Linked DNA regions of Homo sapiens: regions 1 and 3 are each linked to region 2. The links are chromatin loops, found by intact Hi-C in ENCODE. Cell type or tissue: psoas muscle. All regions are shown on one strand. Links, peaks and the distances in the headings refer to the core of each region. The heading gives the core; the rest is flanking DNA.

What was found. Hi-C counts contacts between places; a loop is a spot of excess contacts. Peaks named below come from ENCODE experiments on the same cell type or tissue, not always from the same donor. Only the 100,000 strongest peaks of a DNase experiment are listed, where the experiment ranks them.
Region 1: it touches region 2 in a loop (4-fold over the local background); 74 of 110 quality-filtered maps call a loop at or near these places.
Region 3: it touches region 2 in a loop (2.6-fold over the local background); 40 of 110 quality-filtered maps call a loop at or near these places.

The regions. Positions count from the first base shown.
Region 1 is chr10:110,134,880-110,140,717 of GRCh38, forward strand. It overlaps ADD3 (adducin 3), which reads left to right. Exons shown (of 15, transcript NM_016824.5): 15 at 1-686. It also overlaps the pseudogene SNRPGP12. Among named protein-coding and RNA genes, the nearest start is that of MXI1, 70 kb to the right of the region's middle. In psoas muscle, for the core only: CTCF peaks have their summits at 2,365 (motif pointing right) and 3,514 (motif pointing right); no DNase peak of the experiment used is centred there; H3K27ac peaks cover 382 bases.
Region 2 is chr10:109,881,852-109,887,689 of GRCh38, forward strand. It overlaps XPNPEP1 (X-prolyl aminopeptidase 1), which reads right to left. Exons shown (of 21, transcript NM_020383.4): 8 at 4,395-4,490; 9 at 2,216-2,297; 10 at 581-791. Among named protein-coding and RNA genes, the nearest start is that of XPNPEP1, 39 kb to the right of the region's middle. In psoas muscle, for the core only: a CTCF peak has its summit at 2,484 (motif pointing right); DNase peaks (open chromatin) are centred at 2,570 and 2,851; H3K27ac peaks cover 520 bases.
Region 3 is chr10:110,112,656-110,118,493 of GRCh38, forward strand. It overlaps ADD3 (adducin 3), which reads left to right. Exons shown (of 15, transcript NM_016824.5): 3 at 122-260; 4 at 3,604-3,755; 5 at 4,687-4,767. Among named protein-coding and RNA genes, the nearest start is that of MXI1, 92 kb to the right of the region's middle. In psoas muscle, for the core only: no CTCF peak of the experiment used is centred there; no DNase peak of the experiment used is centred there.

The DNA.
Region 1 (5,838 bases), core at 1,390-3,889, 250 kb after region 2:
ACTACCACTTCTTGATTTTTACAGATTTAAAAAAATCTTTTCAGTGACCTTTCTTTTTAATGTAAATACAAATTTAAACCTAGGCTTAATATAGGCGTTTCCCCTTTCACCCAAGTGATGTCACAGTTCGATGCAAAATCAATGATCCAGAATGATCGTGGGTAAAAATAACTCAAAGTGTTTCTTAAGGGTGAGTTGGCATGCAAAAAATTACATTGATTACAGTGTGTTTTGGAGCTGGCTCTGTTTGTGTGCATATGATAATGCAGAGTTGAGCCAGAGCCTGGAAATGTCATTCTAGATCTCACTAACTACTGGAATCAGTGTTTTAATCTCTTGGTGGAAACTTTCAGTTGCTTAACTCTCTATTGGAAGATTTTTTTAATGTTCTACATCATTTATGTTGTATTACAATGTATGTAGAAATAGTAACCTGTGAACTATGCTTTTCCATAACTTTTTAAAAATATATATATCTAAATGAATGCAATGTGCATAAATATTTTTTAAACATAACAGTGAACTATTGCACCTTTTGCTAATGCCTCTATTTACTTGCTTTGGCATAAAGAATGAGCCAATGAACCTCTGTGTCCTGTGGAAAAATGTATAAATGTTATCTGATATTGCTCTTAGATGTAATGCTAATTAATGTTAAATCACAAATAAACAGTATTTTAAATATACGGACTTGTATCATGAGGTTTCCATTCACAGGTGGTTACTTAGCCTATTCATGGTCTGTTGAGTTTTATACTTCAGTGAAACTTGGTAAGTTATTGATGCTTCTGAATAAAGAATGTCCTGATAAATATATTTTCAAATTAGTTGAAAATTATATATATATACAAAACCTGTCTTTTTTCAGCTTATGTTAGAGGAGATATTCCCTGAGAGACCTGTTTTGTCTCTTGATAATGGGTATGGCAGCCTCTATCAATGTAGAATAGATGTTGCAGGATATGTACCTCTCTGATTTTTAATGTATTTGTTGTACAAATAACAATGTAATAGAAAAACAGCAGAAAGAGTAGAAAGTAGTTCACAATTTTATCACATTCACTTTTTTTTTTTTTTTTTTGAAACGGAGTCTCACTCTTGCCCAGTCTGGAGTGCAGTGGCACAAACTTGGTTCACTGCAACCTCCGCCTCCCACGTTCAAGTGATTCTCATGCGTCAGCCTGTTGAGTAACTGGGATTACAGGCATGCGGCACCATGCCCAACTAATTTTTGTATTTTTAGTAGAGACAGAGTTTTGCCATGTTGGTCAGGCTGGTCCTGAACTCCTGACTTCAAACAGTCCACCCACCTCGGCCTCCCAAAGTGCTGGGATTACAGGTGTAAGCCACTGTGCCCAGCCTTTTTTCCTTTTTGACATGGTCGCCCAGGCTGGAGTGCAGTGGTGTGATCATAGCTCAATGCAGCCTCAAACTCCTGGGCTCAAGTGATCTTCCTTCCTTAGCCTCCCAAGTAGCTTGGACTACAGGCATGCACCACCACACCCAGCTATTTTGTTTCTTTGTTTTTTGTTGAGACAGGATCTCACCGTGTTATCCTGGATTCAAGTGATGCTCTTGCCTCAGCCTTTCAAATCATAAGGATTATAGACGTGAGCCACCATGTCTGGTCCATATTCACATTTAAAAAAATTATATTCCCTTCCAGCTATTATCTAGTTATATATATTTATATATATATCATTTATATGTAGGTGTTTTTTATATATTATGGTGTGAATGTAATTTTTCAGGGTTTTTTTTCCTACTTAGATAACACATCTAGATTTTCAAACTAAATCTGTCATATGAATAACTTCTTGTGATTATTTTTCTACTTTGCCCTAAAAATACAGTACAAGAGGAGGATAACATGTTAATTGAGGGCTCTGGTTAATTGAAGTTTTTACTATAATTACCCATTATAAAAATGAAGGGTTTGGTCAGAGAAAAATAGTCATAGTCTTGGGCATATTTAATTATTACCTTGGCTTGTAAATCACCCTGTGGTAAAAAATTGCTATTTTAGAAAGATGCTCATTTCAAAATTCCCTTTCATAAAGCAACAAAGGCGATTATCTTCAGTTCTCACTTGAGAGTCAATATAGTAGAAAAGTTCGCATGTGCCTTTTCTTCATTGATTAGTATTTTCATTCAGGGAATAAAAACCAAACTGATAAAATTTGTGACAGCACTGGCTTCTCTTAACATCAGGCCCCTTTTTCCCCCCCACATAGGCAGAAAATACAGACTGGTTATTTCTTTTCAAACTCAAGGTTGATACATACACATATCCAAGTTGCAATCTTGGCCAAACTGGGATTTTGATAAAAACAGTCTTGTTTGTGGCCACTAGAGGGAGTAATAGATCTAACAATCCAATGTTTCCATTCCTTGCACTGAACTTCCCTATTTAGTCTGTAGGCACCATGTTTGTTGTGAAATACCCAGAACTTGAAAGAGAAGGCATTTCCTTTGTTGTTTATTCTCCTCAGTAGATCGTTCTCGACTTTGTTTCCTTAGCAGGTCTCATTACAGATATCACCCACAGTGGAGAACACATAGAAAGTTGTGGTGTGCTCTCAGAGGCTGTGATAGGATATGACACCTCAGAGTTTTCATACCTGTGAGTGACAAGACAATGCCTTCTTCAATAATTGACTTTTTTTTTTCTTTTTTACTAAGGAGCTAACCGATAATATTTTTTGTTGATGCCTTCTGTGTACCAAACGTTAGGCTAAATGCTTTTCATATATGACTTCATTTGGCCTTCCCAGTATCCCAACAAAGTAGATGATATTATTCCCATTTTGTAGATAATGAAACTAAGGCTTGTAGAAGATGAAAAGTAGGTGGTAGGATTCCACCCATAGAGATTCAGACTTCTATAATTACTCATGCCATCTGTGTGCCAGACCCTGTGTGGCTGCAGTACATTTCCATGGTTTTTAGGAAGAGGCAGTTATCTTAGTTTGGACTGTAAGTCAAGCCACGGTGAACTTGTATTTTGATATAAGTAGATTTGGGATCAAACATTGACTTTTGATTTGGAAGACTTTTTTCCCTAACAAATCACCTCAAGAATGAAGAAATTGGTGGATACCTGAGAAGCAGGAATGACCTGTGGTGATAGCAACCTTTAGGATAAAGAACCAGCTCCTAAATCTTACACCATGACACCTGGAAGACAAGTTATCATACTTTTGCTTAAGATGCAGCAGAGACTTGAGAAGAAGCCCTTTTTCTTTTTCTTTTCTTCTTGATTTCCATTATTGGAAACAGAAGAAACATTCTAAGGAAAATGTTTTTAAAACCAGAAAAGGTAGCTTAATCTAGTTACAGAAGTCATTTTAAAGATCAGAAATACACTGTATCTACAATTTTATTTAAATGAGTGTAATTGAAGATGGTCTGTCTTGGAGAAAAACAATGTAGAAGCCTTTTGGGGAAACTTGATAGAAAAAAACCCTGAATTTGCATACTCTTACTTTCAAAGGGGTTTCATTTCTAAGAGCTGACCATTAGGGGGCAATAGTGGATCTAAATTTAGTTTTAGTTCATTGAGGGAACTCCTTCGAAGTATTTTTGGGCTTGATTTAGAACTCTATTTTGATTATGCATTGCTAGGTGCAGTCTAAGGTTGAGGAAAGTTTATAGATACCAGATTATTTTATTTGTTCCTTATAGCCTGGTTATCTTGTTCTGACTTTGTAAGAATTATCCTTCTGAGAGCTGGTGCTTACCTAATGTCATACACTTCATGGGGGCGCTAAGCCCGGATTCAAGAAAAGGTCTTCAAGTCTTCATTTCATGCTTGTCATACCACAGTTTTCCTTGGAAACCCATCAGGGCATAACCTACGAATGGATAAAATAGATAATAGATACATTTTCTAAAGTTTACTGCAAATTGTGATGTTTAGAACTTTATTACGGGAACAGTTTAGAGAAACACATTGCAAGACCAAGCCTAATTATTATTTATCCATAGTTGTTTCCTAAAGTTTCAAGTTTTTAGATGCTCCATGAGTCTTTACAGTATTGTCTCAAGTTGCTGATTTCTTTACTGTTGGAACCTCTAATATTTTAAATGCCATTTACACTTCAAGTGACAAACGGGCACATTTTGATATTCTGTACCAAAAAAAAAAAAAAAAAAAGCTTTTTTTATCTAGCAGAAAAATAGATGGATATATATCCAGTCCACAATTCCTTTTTATTTAACAAAAAGTTTAGTATGAAAATATACATGATCCAATTTTTACGTCATAGTAAAATAGGCCCTTCGGGGAGAGGTCATGGATTTCTCTGCAAAACAGCCTTGATTTATACTCATCCCAAGGCTTCTAACATGATACAATTTCCTCATATCACCATGAGGAATATCATTCTGTTACCCACTAGTTGCAATCTCCACACATCCATCAATCAAAAGATTCATAAAGGGATCAAATCCCTGCAATATTCCTTAGACATGTCTGTCACCAGTTAAATCCAGCAATAATTCTTGTCTATTCATTTTTCCAACTCAGGAAAGAGATCCTTGCTCATGGTGTTGACTCCATGGACTCAGAGCTGCCATGACACAATTTTCACCCTCCTTCACGCTCCCGAAGTAGGCCTGGCCCACAATTATTTTTAAGGCCTATATAATTTCTGGTTGGGTAAGTCTTTATACTGAAGCTGTGGTGAAGGGGGTTTTTGTTGTTCTTGTTGTTTTGAGATGGAGTCTCACTCTGTGCCCAAGCTGGAATGCAGTGGTGCGATCTTGGCTCACTACAACCTCCGCCTCCTGGGTTCAAGCGATTCTCCTGCCTCAGCCTCCCAAGTAGCTGGGATTACAGGTGCCCACCACCACACCTGGCTAATTTTTGTATTTTTAGTAGAAATAGAGTTTCACCATGTTGTCCAGGCTGGTCTTGAACTCCTGACCTCAGGTGATCCACCCGCTTCAGTCTCCCAAAGTGCTGGGATTACAGGCGTGAGCCACCATGCCCGTCCCGTGAAAGTTACTAAGTTGCCTTTTTGTTTCTAGATTTTATTTTTACACAAACGGTTTTGTCATTCTCCAGAGTCGGTCCTGACCTTGCTTCTGATGGTAAGAAAACCTCTCCAGTGCTATATGACTGCTGTCACGAGGCAAAATACTCGTTCCTTGCTGAACAACATGCTTTAATAGCATTGGTTTTATTCATCTAATTTGAACGTGTATTGAAGAATATTAGATTTCTAAGAAACTCTAGGATTTTTTAAAAAGTGTTTATGAAATGGCAGAATCAATATGTAGTACAAACTTGCAGCACCAGATGAAAGGACTTATAGGCAAGATTTTCCTCATTGTCTATATTAGACTCGCACTCAAAAAGCTGGTAAATATGTCAGCCCTATAGAAAGACCATTGCAGAGTGTTAATTGGACTTCTTAGACCAAACAGTGTCCCTTCAGATTGATATTTAGACTTGAAATTTTTGAGAAAAACTTGGATTTCCCAAAGCAATATAACATATCCTAGCAGATAGGGATGGAAATTAGGAAGTAGTACAGTTATAAAATGCAGGCTTTATTATTATTTTTTTCTTTGAGACAGTCTCACTCTGTCGCGCCCAGGCTGGAGTGCAGTGGCATGATCTCGGCTCACTGCAACCTCCGCTTCCCAGGTTCAAGCAATTCTCCCGCCTGTCTCCCAAGTAGCTGGGATTACAGTTGCCCACCACCACGCCCAGTTAATTTTTTGTATTTTTAGTAGAGACAAGTTTTCACCGTATTGGCCAGGCTGGTCTGGAACTCCTGGCAGTTGATCCACCTGCTTTGGCCTCCCAAAGTGCTGGAATTACAGGCATGA
Region 2 (5,838 bases), core at 1,220-3,719:
AAGGCTATCACTATCACTTGAATTTGACAAATCCCCAAATCCCCAACTCCCCAATCCTCTCTGAGCCTCAAGTGTCCTTAGCTATAAAATGTGGTGCGGCAGAAGGAGGGGGTAGAGAAGCATTTCCCAAGCTTCAAGCATTCTTATACCACCTGCACAGCTTTTACCCTAGCTTCTTAACTGCTGTACCCTTATTCACTTAGTACTTTACTTTAGACCATCTTTAAATCAGCTTTATTAAATTCAACTTTATTTTAAATAATTATATCATGAACTCATGCTAGTTATGTTTTTTCTATTATATGCTAAATGCTGTTAAAACAGATATATTTAAGCAAACCTAAATAATAATGTGTACCACCTAAAATAATCTCTCATGCCACACTCTGGAAAACACAAGACTCAACAAGCAATAAGGGCCCTCAGGCTCTTGCTATGGCTCCAGCTTTAAGGCCTCATCCATGGAGACCACAGTTCTGATCCAACAGGCAGCCTCAGAAATCTGCCTGTGCTCCAAAGACAATACCAGAACTGGGAAGGGGGTGGCAGAGTTTAGATGGGCCAAAGTGGGGTCACCAACCTTGGGGATGGTCTCGCTCACAGCATAGCTGGCCTTGTCACTGACCCACACCTTCTCCCTTGGGGAGAGGTCAGCACACAGGGCCTTGAGCTCGCTCAGGATGGACTTGTAGGGATGCACCTGGATCCTGTATTCGGCTTCCAGACCCAAGTCAAGAAGCAGGTGCTCCTTCACACTGGGGGCGTCTATGCGGTCACCATCAATGAAGAGCCTGCAGATGGAGGAGAGGTGGGTGGCAGAAAAAGGAGGGAACATGAGTGAGAGGTGGCAACACAGACACACATACACATCAGGCTCTGTTTCCTGGCAACCAAAACCAAGCCCCTTTTCTCTCCTCCCCACTCCTTTCCCAAATCCTGCCCTCCAAGGTGCATTCCCTGCCCCCATCCACCCAATCTGCCAAGCCAGAAATCTGGGCAGTGTCCTCCTTCACTGATGACCCTCTTCCCGTCCTTCATTAAGACCTTGGGACCCACAGCCTAAATCTCCATCTAATCTGTCCAGCTCATCTACAGCCTCGCCCAGTCACCACTCAGGTTCAGGTCCCACCATCTCTCACTTGGGTTAGTGCCACAGCCTCTAAGTCTTTCCCCATCTACCGATGTTTCAGTCATAATATTCTTTACAACTTGTACATCTAACATGTGGTTCCCTCTGAAAAATTCGTTCAATAGCTTCCCACTATTCTTGTTCAGAAAAAGAACCCAAGCTCCTGAATGTGGCCCACAAGGCCTCTCTTTTCTGTGGCCCCTGCTCACATTCTGGCCTCACTATGTTCTGACCTCACTGAACCACTTCAGGTCCTCCACATGCACTGTGCTCTCTACTGTCCAGAGTCTCTGAAAATGCTGTTCCCTCTGCTTGGATCATGGTTCCCCGCCCCTCCTCACCCTGCCATTCACCTAACTCACCCACATTTATCCTTACTCTCTGCTTCAAAATATTACTTTCCCCAAGAGTCTGCTCTGATCTCCAAGTCTAGGTCAGGCCCCTCTCGTAACACCTGTATCTGTCCCACAAGCAGACTGGTGCCCACTTATGTGCCCAAATACTTTAGAAAGAGGACATGCTCATCTCCCCAACTCCAGCCAAGGACCCCGTCCTGTTTCAGTCACCCTAGCACCTAACAGAGACCCTTAGCACATCACCAGCACTTAATAAATGTGTTGTCTTAATGCAAAAAGCTATTGAAATAGAACAGTAATGAAAAGAAGGCCACACGAAATGCTTTGAAAAAATAAACTGACAATTCAACAAAGCGTAGTTGGAGGGGTTTTCCCATATTATTTTTGACCTTCAAAATGACTGGGTTTATTTGCATTGTGGACCCAGAATTGTATAATTGAGCATATATACCCCTTAACACTGGCTGCTAGAAAACTTGACATCAAATGGGTGGCCCGAACTATAGACACTTTCATGCGTTTCAAACCATTTTGGGGGCTCAAAGAGAGGCAGGATATAAATAAACACCTACTGCTAAGGAAAACAAGAAGGGAAAATGTTAAAAGGGCAAGAAAAAAGAAGCACATCAGTGAAATATCAGGCAGTGATGGGTGGGCCAGGACCAGAAAGGGCACACTAGGGCTCTGAGGAGCTCTGGAAGGGAGTTCCAGATGCAGGGCAAACACTCACATGATCGTCTCTAGTCCTATGATTGCGTAGGAGAAAAATACTGGATTGTGCTCCACATCTGATCCTCGGAGATTAAATAGCCCTAGAAAAGAAATCAAAATCCCTGTCACCTGTCTGACTTAAGATGTTAAGGGGTCGCTTGTAGCGGGAGGGAAGAGCTTCAGCTTGGAGTCCAGCTGCTGCGCAAGGATTCAGTGGAATCGCACAGAAAGGCTGGAAGCCTGACTCCCGTCTGGTTCCACCTCTGAGCTGCAATTGCTCATGTCCACCACGTGATGGCACCAGAGCTGTTTCTCAGGCTTCCACATCACTGCCCGGAGAAGGGAATAAAAGCTATTAGTTGAAATCCTGAGAACTGCCCCCACAAGGAGTTGAAATGATCCGCCTAGTGGTGACCTGCCAGGCCTGGCCTTGAAGCCGACAAACCTCTGGCGCTCCCAAATAAAAAGGAAGGAGACGAGCACTCTCTCCCTTCTGAGGCAGATGACCTAGGGTAGAAAAACTGAGACCCTCCCACAAGGGAAGCCAGGCAAGCCTCCTCTGTAAGGGTCAGTGAGCCCCATGGAGACGGAGCTTCCTGTCAGAGGTGGAAAGAAAAGCAGTGAGTCAGCAAGGCTGCAGCTCACCAATGAAATCAGAGCCTGCAGCCCACCCATGGGTCTGCTCTGGCACCACGACTGGGTGGGGGACCTGCGGACAGCCAGTAACAGTGATGTTGCTGAACGTCTGAGAACTAGACAGACCAGGAGAGAGCACAGTTCTGGTCCCAGGACTTCCAGCTTCCGTCACTTGTTCTCATGAGGATCAGAGCAAAAAAACGCCTGGGCATTAAAAGTATAACCTCTATTTTAAAATAATGGCTTCTTAAAGTGATGAGGCACCATTTTTTACCTATCATACTAGCACTTCTTTAAAAATGACAGTACCTGGTGTTCAGGTGTGGCAAGACAGACAAATTCAAATACAAAGGTGCAAACTTTCTGGCAGACAAAGGGCAAGATGAGTCAAAAGCCCTAAAAGCCAACCAGAAATAGGAAGAAAATTATCAAACACTAAGACATGGATTCATGAACCAAGATTTTGATGGTAGCATCATAATAAATTACAGGATTACTGCAAATAACCCAAAGGTCATCCTTAGGGAAACAGTTAAATAAATTATGGTATAACCACATGATGGAGTATTTAATACTCACTTAAAATTATGCTTGTATATGCTTATAGTGTACTGATACAGTGAAAAAATCAGGCTATAAAATGATATATGCATAGAATATTGACACTGATTATCTCTAAGTAACAGAATTTATACGTGATTTTTTTTTTCTTCTTTTTACTTCCTCTGCATTTTCCAAGTTTTCTATCATGGGATTGTGTTTTTGTTACAATCAGGGAGAGAGAAAAGTTTTACAGGTGTTTTTCTCTGACGTTGAGATCATTAAGTTAATTAGGGATGTAAGTCACTGACACACTTGACAATGTTTTGTGGATGGAAGATGCAGGGACTGAAGAGAGAGGACACTGCAGTAGGGTCTCATTCTCTAGTGAGAAGGCAAAAAGATAAAGCAGTGCCTCTTCTCAGTTGCCCTGGGTCAAATCCACTCAGAAACCAGAAGACAGGACAGGAAGGTTCAACCAGATTCCGTCAGGTTTTAGATGAAAGAAGGTGCTGAACAACTGCATGAAGGTGGGTTAAGGTCCAAAGACTGAGAAACTACTATTACATCAAAGGGCTTGGGGAGGAACTTTTAGTTCCTAGTTTTCTGAGGTAGAAATGCTCCCAGAACATTCTCACTATAAAGACCTTAGGAAACCACAGGACAAGTGTAAAGAAAGAAGGCCTCTCCTATGAGCCCACTTCTACACCTACAGAGGCTGACAGACATAAAATATTTGTAGGAAATGCCCTTCCTCAGAGGTGCCATGGTCCTGAGGGACTGGCCAGAGGTGGGCATCACCCAGCTGTAATACTGCTCTGGACAAGCCTCACTCCCCTCCCCAGCTCCCTGTAATTCTTTCTCCTTCATCCTAGTTGGCATCTCCTATACCCATTTGGTGACGTAGTCTTCTTCTTATTCCCTGGCCACTCAGAAAGTTGAATGGCATGAACACACAGATACCCAGAGACCCAAAGGAGAGATCGGGTAACATGCCCAAACAGCGAAACCAGAGCACTCACACGCAATCTCATCCAAGGCAGTGACCACAAACCACATGACGTTCCTCTCAGCCATTTTCAACCGAAGGTCTGCAACCTTGTCCTTCCAGGAGATGCCTGCAAGAAACAAATGTGCTTTAACTCCAGCCCTGGTCCCAGAAAGCAGTAGGAACCCAGTGAAAGAACCTACCCTAAACATCTTTAATCAGCACCATTTCTTACAGGAGCACGCTACTTAAACAGGCAGGAGGCCTGGATTCAAGCCCTATACAAGAAGTGTCCAAGCCACTTGACTGTCGTGAGCCTTGATTGCCTCACCAGTAAAATTCATTCATTTACGCATCCCACAAATGCCTGTGTAACATCTAGATCTGCCAGGCATAGATACGTGCCAGGCACTCTGCTGGTCACTGTGGTTACAGATCTGAGCCAGACCCAGTCCCTGTCTTCATGGGGCTTACAATATAGAAGGGAAGACAGATAATTAAACCAGCAATTAACACACTACTGTAAATACTGATGCAACAGGGGACACACAGGGACCTATATCAACACACTACCCAGCAAAGGGAACTCACCCAGTCTCAGGGGTCAGGGGAACAGCACCCACCACTTGATGTTCCTGGGGGCTGCAAGACTTGCCTTTCAGTGCTAAGACCTAGGAATTCCCTGTAGTCTGACTCACTGTGATTACCACTTCCAAATCACACTTGCCCTTTCAGACACTGCCAAGGCCTCTCTGTTGCTCTGCAAGATGAAATCGTGGTGCTAGAGGAGCTCACCCCATTGCCACCACAACCACCCTACCAGGGCAGCATTCATAACTCAGGGAACAGCCACCTGTGAGCAGGGTGGGCATCTGTCTTATTCACTCAGCACCTCGCACAGCATCCTGCAGATAGTAGGCACCCAAATGTGTACTGAACAGCAACATTTGCTCTCCCCTCTCCTATAAGCAACAAGTCAGAGCTTCTGCTCTAGTGAAAAAAACTTCAAACCACGCTGATGGAAAATATTTAGCTGACCCTGGGCCACTCACTGGACCCATCCTCCCCATTCCGCAATACCCCTCTGGTGAGGATGTCACACAAGAAAGCAGGCTGGGGCTGCCCCCACACCCAGGGCTGCACTGAAGATCAGTTCGGGAATGCTGTTTAAAACTTGGCCCAGAATCTAGGCTGTCACGCTTTCTTCCCAGGACCCCTCTGGGCAATCTGCCTACATTCCACAGCCATCCCCCATCTACCTCTGTTTCTACAGCAAGACGCCCTCCCCTGCAGCCCCACCTCCAGGCCTCTCTCTCTGCCCCCTCACTGCTTCATAAATCCACACAATGGTTCAGAGAACATGCTGCTTACCCATCACTATCGCACAGGCCAAGGAAACACACCCACACCCCAAAGCCTCTAAAGCAGAAGGTACAAGATGGAGGACAAAGGCCTAGGAAGGTAAATCTACAAATGCT
Region 3 (5,838 bases), core at 1,390-3,889, 230 kb after region 2:
TTAAATAGTACAGGTAAAAGCTATTCAGAAAAGGGATGGGGTAAAGATTGATTGTATCGGAACAAGTTACTTTTGGGCCATTCAGTCTTGCTTGCTCAGTCTTTATTTTTGTGTATTACAGGCCTTTCGGGAAGACTTGGAATGCCTTATTCAAGAACAGATGAAGAAAGGCCACAACCCAACTGGATTACTAGCATTACAGCAGATTGCAGATTACATCATGGCCAATTCTTTCTCGGGTTTTTCTTCACCTCCTCTCAGTATGTCAGTTTTGGAGAGTTTTAAACATTATAATTTTACTTCCACTTTGGACCACTATACATCTCTAGCAGCATATTCTGCTCGGGTTCAGTCCTTAAGTTTATAACATCTAATACTTAGAGTAACATAGTGTTAGACCCTCCTACCTTTTCATATCAACCAGGCATTTACTACACTTTGTACAGATTATAAGATGATATAAGACATGATTCTGGGCTGGGACTTGTGGCATGTGTCAGTAGTCCCAGCCACATGGGAGGCTGAGGTGGGAGAAATGCTTGAGCCCAGGAGTTCGAGACCAGCCTAGCAAACAAAGTGAAAACCTTGTCTCTATTTTTGTTTTTTTGTTGTTGTTTGTTTTTTCTTTTGAGACAGGAGTCTTGCTCTGTCGCCGAGGCTGGAGTACAGTGGCCCGATCTCGGCTCACTGCAACCTCCACCTCGCAGGTTCAAGCGATTCTCCTGCCTCAGCCTCCTGAGTAGCTGGTATTACAGGTGCGCGCCACCACGCCTGGCTAATTTTTTGTATTTTTAGTAGAGACGGGGTTTCACCATGTTGGTTAGGCTGGTCTTGAACTCCTGACCTCACGATCTACCCACCTTGGCCTCCCAAAGTGCTGGGATTACAGGCCTGAGCCACTGCACCAGGCCCACCCTGTCTCTATTTTCTAAAATAATAAATCTGATTTTAATGTGGCTGGATATAAATCATATCACAGTTGGATTTGGAAGTTTGGGTTTTATTCCTAACTTTGATGGGAAGCCATTTTAAGCAGAAAGATGATTTTAAAAGACCACTATATTTTCTGTGTGAAGAATGAACTGGGAGATTTCATAGTATTATTAACAAAAATAGAATAGTTGGGGATCTGGTTTGGCTTGGGAAATGGAGGAAGTTCAACTTTGGGCATGCTCCATTTGCATTGCCAAGACATTGCAGCAATTGGAAGTGCAGTCAGAGAGCTTAGGAGAAACACTTGGCAGATGGACATAGAGAAGTAGTACTCAAAGCTGTGGACATTGATTAAATAATCATACAGGAGTATGGGCTGACAAAAGATTCCAAAGAGAAAACCTCAAAAGCTCAAAGAGGAAGACTAGTCAGGGAAAACAGAAATAGTAAAAGAAGCTGCCCTGGAAGTGTCCTGGATTCCATGGCGGGAACAAGGAGCTACAGGAGACCTGGGCCTGCTGGCTGGAATGTACAAAGGCATGGCAGGAGGAAAGCCATGTGCCACTGTTTGGAGATCAGGAAATAGCAACCAGTTGCCTGAAATACTTACGCAGTGAAGTGAAAAGCGGAAGTTAAAGTTGGAAGGTTACGGGGAGAATAGAAGACAGGTTAATGGCTGACTCTAAAATTTTGTCAGAAATTATGCTATTTTTTGTGGCTTATGTATTAAAACTATTCAGATTACTTCAAAACATCTCAAAATTAAAAGGTTTTCCATTGAAATATTCTCTTTAAAAGTTCTTGCTCATATTCTCAGGTAAAAAGCAGTGCTTTAGAAAACTCAATGGCTTTATGCATAATGAATTTACAAAGAAAGGGGCTACAGTCGAGTACAAGAATGAGGCTTATTGCAGGGATCCATGCATGAGTTAAGGGCTGAACTCAAGAGTGGACAACGAGGGACCTTATGAAGAAAACAGTCATGAAATGTGGTGACAAATTATATATGGTTACCCAGGAGAGGTTAAGGAGGTAGAGGTTACTGAAACCCAGAGTTTGAGCCTATAGGAATGGTAATATCAATATTAGAAGCAAAGTAAGGAGAAGAGAGAAGGTAAGAAAAACCAGGAGAGAGAAGATAAAATCACCTTTAGACCCTTTTAATTTTCATGTTATTGCGTTGTAGGCACTTGGAAATAGCAGGCTAGGCTGGGCACAGTGGCTCATGTCTGTAATCCTAGCACTTTGGGAGGCCAAGGCAGGAGGATCACTGGAGGCCAGGAGTTCAAGACCAGCCTGGGCAACATAGTAAGACCCCATCTCCACTAAACAAATTAAAAAATTAGCCAGGTGTGGCAGCATGCCCTGTAGTCCTAGCTACTCAGGAGGCTGAGGTGGAAGGATTGCCTGAGCCTAGGAGTTCGAGGCTGCAGTGAGCCATGATCACACCACTGCATTGCAGCCTGGGTGACAGAGTGATACCCCTGCCTCTAAAAAAAAAAAAAAAAAAAAAGGGTGGGGCCAGTTGCAGTGGCTCAGGCCTATAATCCCAGCACTCTGGGAGGCCAAGGCAGGTGGATCATCTGAGGTCAGGAGTTCAAGACCACCCTGACCAACAAGGAAAAAACCTGTCTCTACTAAAATACAAAATTAGCTGGGCCTGGTGGCACATGCCTGTAATCCCAGCTTCTCAGGAGGCTGAGGCGGGAGAATCGCTTTGAACCTGGGAGGTGGATGTTGCAGTGAGCCGAGATCGTACCATTGCACTCAAACCTGGGCAACAAGAGTGAAACTCCGTCTCAAAAAAAAACAAAACAAGCAGGCTGGAAAATGGGGAGGAGGACCTGATCAGAACTAAAGACCAGGGAGTGAGTCGTCTACACAAAAATAACAATAGGGAGGCTCAAGAGTCTATAATGTTTTTGTAGGGAAAAGTAAAATGAGAAAGAACATAGTGGAGGACTGAGCTTTGGGGAAGAGCCAAAGCTGGGCAAAGGGAACAGATGAACTTGTTAAAGGAGAAAAGCATGTAGACAAGGAATAAGAGATCTAGGATAGTATCACATGGGCCTCGAGAAGAGTTCTAGGAATGAGGCAGTGTAAATAGTGTAAAGCTGTAAAGAGGTCAAGGAGAATGAAGACTGAGCAAAAGTTGAACTTGGTAACAGCTGAACTTGGCAATTAGATCATTAGAGACCTTCAAGACCTTCAATAGGACAGAAATCATACTACTATTTGCATGCATTATTTTCCATCTCAAATGTTTTTTGTGTTTGAATAAAAGTCAAGAGAGATAATAGAAAAGTAGCTTTCTGTTGAGGTCTTTTCATCATAAAACTAGCAGTAACCTCAGTATTTAACACTTTTACCCTCGGAGATATGTGTAACCATTTTTCCCCAGTGGTGTGAGCCTTTGATATAGTCACTCCTTAGCAAGCACTACATGAAGCAACTTTTACTAAGCAATCAAAGATAGCTGATACTTATTTTTACTCTCAGTTTACCTCTCTGAAGGAGAATAAGCTAATAAAATATTATATGGGCTGATAAATTTCAGATTATTATATACAAGGCTGGGATACTCCCAGACGCAGGCTACTTCCTGGCAACTAATTTCCAGGTAAGGGATTGCATGACTCGTATCTCTCTCCACATTTTTTGCTCTTTTAGGTCTTGGCATGGTCACACCTATCAATGACCTTCCTGGTGCAGATACATCCTCATATGTGAAGGGAGAAAAACTTACTCGCTGTAAACTTGCCAGCCTGTACAGACTTGTAGACTTGTTTGGATGGGCACACCTGGCAAATACCTATATCTCAGTGAGTTCTTCAGCTTTCAATTCCTTTTTTAAAAAATTCCAGCTAGAAGGCAACTATACTCTTCTTACCTTTACCTGGAAGTCCAGTTTTCAGACTTATTCTCTAAACCTAGTATGCTAGATCACAACCAAATACTGATTTAAACCTTATACCCAAGGGAGAGGCTCCAATTCCCCCACCTTTCTTCTCCCCTTACTATCTATGTTGTTCCAAGTTCCTTTGGTTCAGACCAACTGTAGAATCTATCCAGGAAGAAATCCTTCTGGCAAAATTGTCCCTCTCCATGATAATTATGTCTGAGCATCAGTGGCTTTAAAAAGCATTTGAGGCAAGGAAGATAGAGGAGGTCAGGGAAGTTTCCTCCCTGGTCTTTATTTTTAAAATATATTCTTTCCATTCACCATCATATTTTTATTTTGCCACACTTGGAAAAAGATGCTATTTGGAAACAAAAGAGGATTAAAATATTGTACAATGGAAATGGTACAGATGCAGTCCATCAAGAATCTTTCTTCCTTTCCACCTTCCATCTTTATTTTAATTCCTTCCTAGGAAGAGATTTTGTTCTCTTTCCTTTGCCCATTTTGCCTTAACTTCCAAGTTATAAATTAAGGTTATAATTATTACCACATTGGCTTGAATAATATTAGCATTTATTTTTCATGAACATAGCTGACCCTAAATAACCTTAGAGCCCCAAAATAACACTTTTAGGTAAGTCCAGTAAATAAGAAACTAAAGTCAGAATTTTTTAGCAAGTACTTGAGGGAAACTTTAGGAAAGTTTCATGTTGTAGACCTTTAATTTTTGCTTTGTTGGTTTTTTTTTTCCTGATCTCTTACAATTATTCATTGTAAATATATTTGTAGTCATGTTTCCACTGCAAAATATGAACCACTTCATAGTAATTCCCTGTTGTTTTTTTTTCCAGGTAAGAATAAGTAAGGAGCAAGACCACATTATAATAATTCCCAGAGGCCTATCTTTTTCTGAAGCTACAGCCTCCAATTTGGTATAATTTTCCATTCCTGTGTTGCTTTTTCTGAGCTTTCTTTGGCTTTTCTGACAGTTCTTAGCTTTTAGCACAGGACAGAATAAGAAGGTATGGATGGAAAAACATTTACTAGTGAACAGTGAAGGGAATTTGAACTATGTTGTTTTAGGGAAAAGCTTTAGAGAATAGCGTAATTGAAGAGACTAATAAATGAGTTGGTCTTATCAGTTAACTTGTCTATGTTTTGAAGGGAATCGTGATTTTTTTTTTTTTACCACCCTATACACTCAGAAATTTGTGTAAAAAAATTGTGTAAAAAAAACACACACGGCCAGGTGCAGTGGCTCACGCCTGTAATCCAAGCACTTTGGGAGGCTGAGGCAAGTGGATCACGAGGTCAGGAGTTCAAGACCAGCCTGACCAACATGGTGAAACCCCATCTCTACTAAAGATAACAAAAAATTAGCTGGGCGTGGTGGCACACACCTGTAATCCCGGCTACTCGGGAGGCTGAGGCAGGAGAATCGCTTGAATCCATAAGGTAGAGGTTGCAGTGAGCCAAGATCGCACCATTGCACTCCAGCCTGGGCTACAGGGCGAGACTCTGTCTTCAATACACACACACACACACACACACACACACACACACACACACACACACACACACACAATGTTCATAGCTAGATTTAAACAAAGTTCAGCTGGTATGAGTATAGGATCTGACCTTAGTATTTTATCTTTTCCATGACTACTCCTAGCCACTGTCATCAGCTTACAGAGTGACAGGAGCTACCTTGGTTCTGGGTGCTTGCTGCAATGTTAGCAAATAGAAGTTTTCTAGCCAATTCTATACATGCCAGACTTGTTCAGACCTCCGATGAAGAGCTTAAGTTTCTCCTTTTCTTGGAAACTGTACTTCTTGCCAAGTACCAAGTTTTGTTGCACCTGTTTTATAAATAAAGTTTTATGGGAACAAAGCTATACCTGTTAACTTACAGATTGTTTATGGCTGCTTTTGTACTGCAGCTGCAGATTTGAGTAATTGCAGCAGAGGCCCACAAAGTCCAAAATATTTGCTATCTGACCTTT